3 separate regions of the Mus musculus genome follow, and all the other regions are linked to region 1. A link is a contact called in ENCODE Hi-C or POLR2A ChIA-PET data. All regions are on one chromosome and are shown on one strand. Each heading gives the region's core, a stretch centred on a gene start or an enhancer-like site at or near the end of the contact. The rest is flanking DNA. Distances are from core to core; before and after follow the strand shown. Region 1 holds the start of Zfp738 (zinc finger protein 738). Region 2 holds the start of Zfp58 (zinc finger protein 58). Region 3 holds the start of Zfp273 (zinc finger protein 273).

Region 1 (2,610 bases), core at 79-2,578:
TTCTTTCTTTCTTTCTTTCTTTCTTTCTTTCTTTCTTTCTTTCTTTCTTTCTTTTCTTTCTTTGAGCATTCTTTTGCTGACACACCAGAAGAGAACATCAGATCCAATTATAGATAGTCGGGAGCCACCAAGTGGTTGCTGGGAATTAAACTCAGGACCTTTGGAAGAACAGCCAGATATCTTAACCACTGAGCCATCTCTCCAGTTCTATCTTACAGCTTTTCAAATACAGTTGAAAAACTTGGGAGAATTTTTTCTAAAACTATTAAGAAGGGTGTGTCAGTAAACATGAATGTCACATTAAGGGATAAAGGAAAATTTAAGAGAGTTCAGACAATGCTGATAACATGAACACAAAGAAGAAAAGCAAGTGAAGAGACAACAATGTACAGACTCTGGCAGATTAGAGAGCAATGTACAGATCCTTGCAGATTAGAGTGCAATGTACAGAGCCTGGAAGATGAGCAGAGCCATTTCCCCCTTCCCTTTCAGACTTTCTAGCCCCCCCTGCCATTTCTCATCACACCAAGTCAAGTCTCTCACATCTGAAAAGGAGTCAAAATTTTGGACACAACACATACTCAGAATTGTTGAGGTATTATTGTCTAGTGATTTTTAATCTTTAGTGTAAAATCCTATTTATTTGGATTGTGCAAACACTGGTTCATACCAACTACAAGATTATTTTGTGGTTTTATATCCATGTATTGTCGCATTCAGGTCACAAAGGTGTCTATTAGAAAATCTTATTTGAATCAGGGCATCCGTGAGTCTAACAATTCGTTCCAAAGGAACAGGAACTAACATCCCACACAACAGTTTGCCCTCCCTCACAGGATTCTTGCTCCTTGGACACTAGGAACTTTAGGAAGCTGTTTGAGCACAAACCAGGAGTGGTGTCCAAGACATAACGTATAGAGGGTGCTACATGTCAAGTGCTCTGTATGTCCTGAGAATCTGACTACAGTCACGTGAGAACGGGCCAGCTAGGTAATGATGAGTGCGCTCTTGTCAGCATCTCAGGAACAGGCAGGCAGCTGACCCAGCCTGCCCTTGCCATCCTGTTGTTTTCAGTCTTTTCCCCTTCAAACCCGTGCCCAGGCGCAGCGGCCCAGCCTAGGTCAGCACAGCATCTCCAGGTCAGCAGCTTCTTGCCTCTCAATAAGCCCGAGCCAGCTCCCTCCGTGCCCTACCTGCCACCCTGCACAGCCCCTCAGACCTGAAAGATGGCGCTGCTCCCTGCACCAACCTCCATGTCAGAAATCCAGATGTAGTGCTGAGGACAACTGCATACATTTGAGGAGTGAAGTTTGAAGAAAGACTAAGGAAGCTCGATTCCGAGGGCCCTTTCTGATGACCTCACAAGGGACGGGACTACACTTCCCACAAGTCAGTTGGAAGGACTTACAGGGACCCACAGAAGAGGTCTTGTGCATTGCCTGCCTTGCAGCCCAGCTCTGGGCAGCTGAAGTTAGAAAAAAACAGGCTGCAGCATGTGGGCAGCCACAGGGAAATTGGGCTTTAAAAAAAGTCTTTGGTCACAGCACGCGATGTTAGCCTGTGAGCTGAGTTTCACAGTAATGTTTATCGCATTTCCTTGTTATCTCTTCTAAAACATTGTGAGTTTAAAGCTCGGATCTTTTTTGTTGTTATTGTTGTTTTTGGTTTTTTAAAAAGCACATCTCTACTTATTAGCATCTTACTACGGAGTGGAAAATTAATGCTTTCATGGTTTACTTAAAATATGAAAAAGGAAGATAATGTAAGAGTGGGCATTATCTCTTTAAGATGTTATCGAAACCATCCCAGGTACTTAAGACAGAATTAGAAATCAAAGTGAGTCACCACCAAGTATTTTCTGAGCACTTGCTTTCCTCCTCTGAATCTCTCCCAAGAGGAGGGGCACAGCTCCTAGGATCACAATGGTGTGTGTACTGGCTCTTCAATTTCCCTCTGTGTTTGGTTTGATGTTCTTTATTGATTTTCCTGTCTCCACTGATCCTGTCATCATTCACATTTGATAATACTTGAACATTACTGGTAGCTGCCTTGTACTTCCCTCACTTCTCCTAAGCAGAACACTGAGATCGTTCCTCCTGGAATATAAAGGTATCAGAAATATGTTCATATCACTGTAAAACGAGGTCGATGTATTAAAGAAGTTAGACTGGAAACTTGGAGTATTGAGAATTCCCATCTTTTCGTGGGAAGGTTTATTCCTGTGTAGTTCATGCTTGAGTTAAAGCTACAAATGGCATTACAGAAAAGATTTCATACTTCCCTGAGGCACAATAATTCAAAAGCAAGCTGTTTCAGAGCAGAGACTGTGCGAAATCCCTAAGTAATAAAAGGATTGTCTCTGAATCCTTTGGGTGAGAGCAAGGATTTAAGGTAAACTTCCTTTAAGAAGCATTAGTTAATAAAATACTTTCCACTTAGGAAACAATATACACTGAAAGATTAAAACTCTTGGCTTCAAGTATAGAAGCAGAAACAATAAAAATTTTTCTTACATAAGGTAAAGTTACATTAGCCATACCTAGAGGCAAAATTTTCTAGTGATTACAGTTCACCTGAAGCAAAACTCTTTGAATTTAAGCATTATTTTAA
Region 2 (2,610 bases), core at 34-2,533, 180 kb before region 1:
CATGTAAATCTGGCTCTCATTCCCCACGTGAGGAGCAGGAGCAGGGTTTCTGTTTTGGCTAACTAGAGATGCATTCTACACACTTTGATGTGCAGTGTAAGGAAGGAGAAGCCATGCAAGAGGCAGAAAAGCAAGGGAGGGGTGTAAACCACTGTGGCTGCTTCAGACAAGGAGAATTCCAGAATGGGAATGAGGTCCGTTTACCTTAAATTACATAAATGCATAACGTTCTTTAAGTTCTCCCTCACCCTGCTGACCTCACACAAACGCTTAGCAGCCTAAAACAAGGTGAGCTTTCCCCCCACTGCTCCGGGGGTCCCTGCTAATGGACTGGCTCAAGTTCAAGACCAGATCGAAGAATGTTTGTACAACAGTTGTGGGCCAAGTAGACATCCTGTCTTTCTTGAAAAGTAATCAACCAAAACTTAGGGATGGAACCCTTCAAAGGCTTAAGAAACGCCAGCCCTGAAGGTGAAGCGGGACATCAGCTTCCCCACCCCTCACTCTGCCTGCCAGTGGTTGCTTCTCTCCATGTGCCCACCGCACCTGTTTTCCCTCAGCCCTAGTCAAAGCTTTTCTTTATCAGGTGATTCTGGTAGATTTGTCCACGGTGCCCCAGAATTTCCCAGCTACGACCTGTTGTGTCTCTGATTTTTTTCTTACCCGTTTAATTCACCGACTGGCCGAGAAAAACGATGACAATCCTTGATCATACCGGCGTGCTGTGAAACGCTCGAGAGGCAGAAAACCCACCTATTTTAGATGAACTGAGAAAACCTCAAGATTCATCTGAGAGTGAGGTTCAGCTAGTAACAAAGTCTCCCCAGCCAAGCGGGAAAGTGAGCTCTCAGCACCGCCTGAGATGCAAGTTCGTCAGCTGACCCACCAAGCCTGATCTTTACACCATACCCCACTCCCGTGCAACCATCCTGCACTCCTGTCCCAGAAGCCCACGGTAGACTCGCGTTGTGCTCAGAGTTCTGACAAACATCAATCAGGGCACCGTCAGACACGCCCTCTCCCCAGCCCTGACCAGTATCTTTATGGACCAGAATGTAAGGACAGCGCAGGTCAGTTTCTCCCGACCTCCCACCCATCGCTGCTCTACTCGCTGCCAGATGGATCCCCGCACCTCGAACAATGCCTCAGGCTGCGCTGCTCCCTGGACCAACCTCTACGTCAGCGATGCAACTCGAGAGCTGAGCAGGACAGCACTCTCACCCAACTTTGGAGAAACAGCACACTTTCAGACTCAATTAAATACTGTTTCCGGAGCAGGTCCCTGTGACGACACAGTGGCCAGACTACAATTCCCACAAGTCTGTGCGAAGAATTTCCCGGAAATCAGCTAGGGCTGTTCCTGGATTTGTCACTGGCAACCCACAGGAGTGTATGAGAGAAAGAAGCCTACTATGCTTGACAGCCATTGGGAAGTCAGGCTGGTTTTCATCTCCAGATCCACAACATGAGATATATGAATATGAGTCGAGCCTTTGACAGAAATATTAGGGTTTCAGGTCCTTTCCTGTCCATGTGTTGTGATTTTAATCTTACTACTCCTTGAAAAAAAAAATCAGCACGACGAAGCAATCACTAGTGTGGGAATAAAAAAATATCTTTTAAAGATGATTTTTCAAACCAGCATTGATGTGCCTTATTATGCTCTTAGCTGCCTGGTGGCTTATGGAAGAAGGACCCAGGATCCAAGGTTGGATTGGGCTATTTATAGAGACCTTATTTCTAAATAAGATGGATAGGGAGCTAGTTTAAGGTAAAAGCCTTTGGGTGTAATGGCTTTGGCTCAACACTATGCTACATAAATAATTCTTGTTCTTCTGTACTGATACCCGGTGTGAGTCATATATATATCAGATTCTACAACTGGTAAAACTATTCCTGTGAACATTGGAACCCATACAGTACAGGAAGTGGGCCAAGACCACACAGGTGGTTTTAATAATTGAACAAAGTTAAGTTCAGCTCTTGAGATGAAAGGAAAGACCATCCAGAGACTGCCCCACCTGGGGATCCATCCCATATACAACCACCAAACCCAGACACTATTGCATATGCCAGAAAGATTTTGCTGACAGGACCCTGATATAGCAATCTCTTGTGAGGCTATGCCAATGCCTGGCAAATACAGAAGTGGATGCTCCCAGTCATCTATTGGATAGACCACAGGGCACCTAATGAAGGAGCTAGAGAAAGTAGCCAAGGAGCTAAAGGGGTCTGCAACCCTATAGGAGGAACAACAATATGAACTAACAAGGATCCCCCACCCCAGAGCTGTGCAGGACCCTTCATTAATGTATCCTTTACAGGGAGGCACATGACCTGACTGTGTAGTTTTATCTAGCTCAGAATGGTAACTCCTTTAAAAGGTTGTTCAATGGACTGCATTATATGACGTTATACATAATCCAAATATTTCCCAAGTTCCTCTCTACAAAGCAGAGGTTTTCTATCCATGTATGCATATATGGAATGTTTCCTATTTACCTATGGAACTTGTGCCTTTTGGCTGTTGTACTGGCTGGTTTTGTGTCAACGTGACACAAGCTGGAGTTATCACAGAAAAAGGAGCTTCAGTTGAGGAAATGCCTCCAT
Region 3 (2,610 bases), core at 70-2,569, 130 kb after region 1:
AAGCCTTAATTAGGAAGAATTAAAGTAGTTTAAATTTATACACTGAAGATTATAAAAAATCAGGCACTAGATGTTAAATAATTCCATGGGGCTGGAAAGTTAGTTTAGCACTGATCATTAAAGATTTATTAACCTGCTCCTAGAAATATGCCACTAGCTTTGGACGGCAGCCCCCACTGGATACATCCTTTTAGAATTGTTATATTTTGATGATTTATGATGATGTTACCTGTTCTGTTTGCAATGCACTGAATACATGGTTTCAGAGTTGTAATGCTTGGATGATTTTTCTACTTTACTGTGCCAAATGATTTTTGTTGGTATCTGTGAATGTTTCATTTGGATGTAGTTTCTAAGAGATGTAATGTTTAGTTTTTTAATGTATAATATCTCCTGCTTGAGAGCTGCAGAATACACTCAGATTCAAACTGCCTATGTGTTTGTTTCTATTTGTCACTGTCAAAACCTTATCCACCTAGCTTCAAGGACCCTCATTCCAGGGACCCTCATACTTGACTGTGGTGCTCCGCGGCAATCTCTTATGATAGAAATCCTATGATGAGTGATGAATAGTGTGTCAAGAGTCAGTTCACTGGCCATATTGAGCCCAAGATCAGTTTTCCTCCCATTGAGAGTAGAGCCAGGAGCTGGAAGAACATCTGGTGGTGAATAGTTGTGTGAGATTGTGAAAGAGAATCCGGTAAAGCTCTGGCACAGCTCTCTCAAATATTAAATTGTTTACACGGATTAATTGAGGAACGTGTGGACAAGGGACTAAGGACAGAAGAAAATCTCAAAGGGTTTCTGGGGCTTATCGGTAAGAGATATCTGTGTTTCCTAGCCCATATCCGCCCCAAACTGTGGATTTCAGTGTACACACCAAAATTGTTCTGTTTTTTGTTTTTGTTCTCCTCTTTGATTTAGTGTCATAATGGATGTTAAACCTAGGCCTCCTTTACTCCAGGCAAGTGCTTCACCAGTGAGTAGCCCCCCATCTCTTTTGGTAGTGTGTAATTTGGGACATAGACTTGTGATTCTTCTGTCTCAAACCCCTGAGCTTTTTAAGACACAGCATTGATCAGAGTAAGAAGTAAACTTAATACACATTACTGTAAAAGGCTGCACTCATATTCGCAAATTGCCCTTTGTAAATTTGGGATTTTTAAAGGAGCCTAATTCCAGTTAAATACAATCCATGACCTATAAACCCTCTGACTTCTTTGGTTCAGGGCAGTCCTTCGCATAGACTTCTGGGAAATGTAGTTTCTCTCTGCATGACCCCGCTAGACAGGACTCTGCTCTCTGTGCTTCCGGGTTCATTTTGCATTTGTGATTCTCCAAACTCTGCGGCGTTCTCAAAGTTCGGACAGTGTGGCTTGTTCTTCGCGCTTAACATGGAGGTTGGTCCCGGGTGCAGCCTAGACTTGCAAACCTCATGAACTCTGAGGTTGGGCGGGTCCGGCGTGCAGGGAGCCGGTGAGGGCTGGGCGGGAGGCGGAGAGAAGCCCACTTGGATGTGCAATGCAGATCTAGGCTTGGCCAGAGTGCAGGGGTGGGGCGCACGCACGGTGCCAGGAGCGAATGCTCTGTTAGGACGGAGCGACTGCCAGAGTCAATCATGTGTTTCAGGGACCTGAGAGGTGGCCTGCTAGTGCAAGAATGGAGATCGGAAAGCTTGAATCCTGTCTAGTGACGTCATGATTAGAGGGACTGCATTTCCCACAAGTCTATGCGAAGATCTCCAAAAGAGCGCTATTGCCCAAGGCTTTTCAATACCTTTAGGCTACTTTTAAAATACCAGATTTAAAGAGGTTGTTGTAGGAATATGATTCCACCTTTCAATGTCACTGTGTATTGAGTTTACGTCTTACTTTGATCGATATGTTGTGACTTTAAAAGCTCAGGTGTACCTAGAATCGTATGGCAGGAGGGAAAATGCACATTGACACAATTTTACCTTATGATAATGGAGCAAGGAGCTACACTGAGACACACCACATGGCTAGAGCAGGGTGGCTTGGCTGATCGTGCGGAAGCAGGCTATGATGAGAGCGCACACAGCCCCTTGGCTGGGGAAGCTTGCTGTTACTAGCTTTCACATTGCTATTGTCAGATCCCTCAGGAAATCTAGAGCAAGTGGGTTTTTCTGAGCCCTCCCATATTCTATGACAGGCCCAGGACTCTGGTTTTGAGTTCGTGTGGCTCATAGTTTCCAGGACAGGGAGTTCTGCGGGGGAGTTTGGTGTATGGGATGTTCGTCCCGTTTTCTTTGTGATAAATTGTTAGTTTTCAGGGCGGCTCACTTTGGATAGGAATCACTCCTTTACCCACTGTGACAGAACCCTCACATTCACACACCTGTATGAGGCAAAAAAAAAACAAAAAACAAAAACAAAAACAAAAAAAACAAAAAACAAAAAACAAAAAAACAAAACCAAAACCAAAACCTCATAGAGGGGGCGCTCTGAGCTTTGTACCTTCCCAGCTATCACTGATCCTATAGTACAGACTGGAAAATACTAGAAGATATTAACTCATAAAATTGCACCAGAGACTGCGATGTAAGAAATTTGTTTTCTTGTGGAAAGATTGAGAGATGAAGTTGAAGAG

The links. Hi-C counts contacts between places; a loop is a spot of excess contacts on that map. ChIA-PET counts read pairs that join two places held with the same protein, here RNA polymerase II (POLR2A).
Region 2: a loop to region 1 is called in a map of T-helper 1 cell, with 2.2 times the contacts of the local background. The contact joins the promoter of Zfp58 here to the promoter of Zfp738 in region 1. A Hi-C loop is called at or near these places in 1 of 37 maps with a recorded cell type or tissue (T-helper 1 cell). POLR2A ChIA-PET finds 5 or more read pairs at or near these places in 1 of 5 experiments (embryonic stem cell).
Region 3: a loop to region 1 is called in a map of heart, with 8 times the contacts of the local background. The contact joins the promoter of Zfp273 here to the promoter of Zfp738 in region 1. A Hi-C loop is called at or near these places in 1 of 37 maps with a recorded cell type or tissue (heart). POLR2A ChIA-PET finds 5 or more read pairs at or near these places in 2 of 5 experiments (Patski and embryonic stem cell).

The regions. Positions count from the first base shown.
Region 1 is chr13:67,682,184-67,684,793 of GRCm38, forward strand. Zfp738 (zinc finger protein 738) reads right to left here and starts at 1,329. Exons shown (of 4, transcript NM_001001187.3): 1 at 1,220-1,329. The coding sequence starts at 1,255.
Region 2 is chr13:67,499,239-67,501,848 of GRCm38, forward strand. It overlaps Zfp58 (zinc finger protein 58), which reads right to left and starts at 1,284. Exons shown (of 4, transcript NM_001007575.2): 1 at 1,133-1,284.
Region 3 is chr13:67,812,497-67,815,106 of GRCm38, forward strand. Zfp273 (zinc finger protein 273) reads left to right here and starts at 1,320. Exons shown (of 4, transcript NM_198322.3): 1 at 1,320-1,400. The coding sequence starts at 1,395. All of the region lies in intron 2 of 4930525G20Rik (RIKEN cDNA 4930525G20 gene), which reads right to left.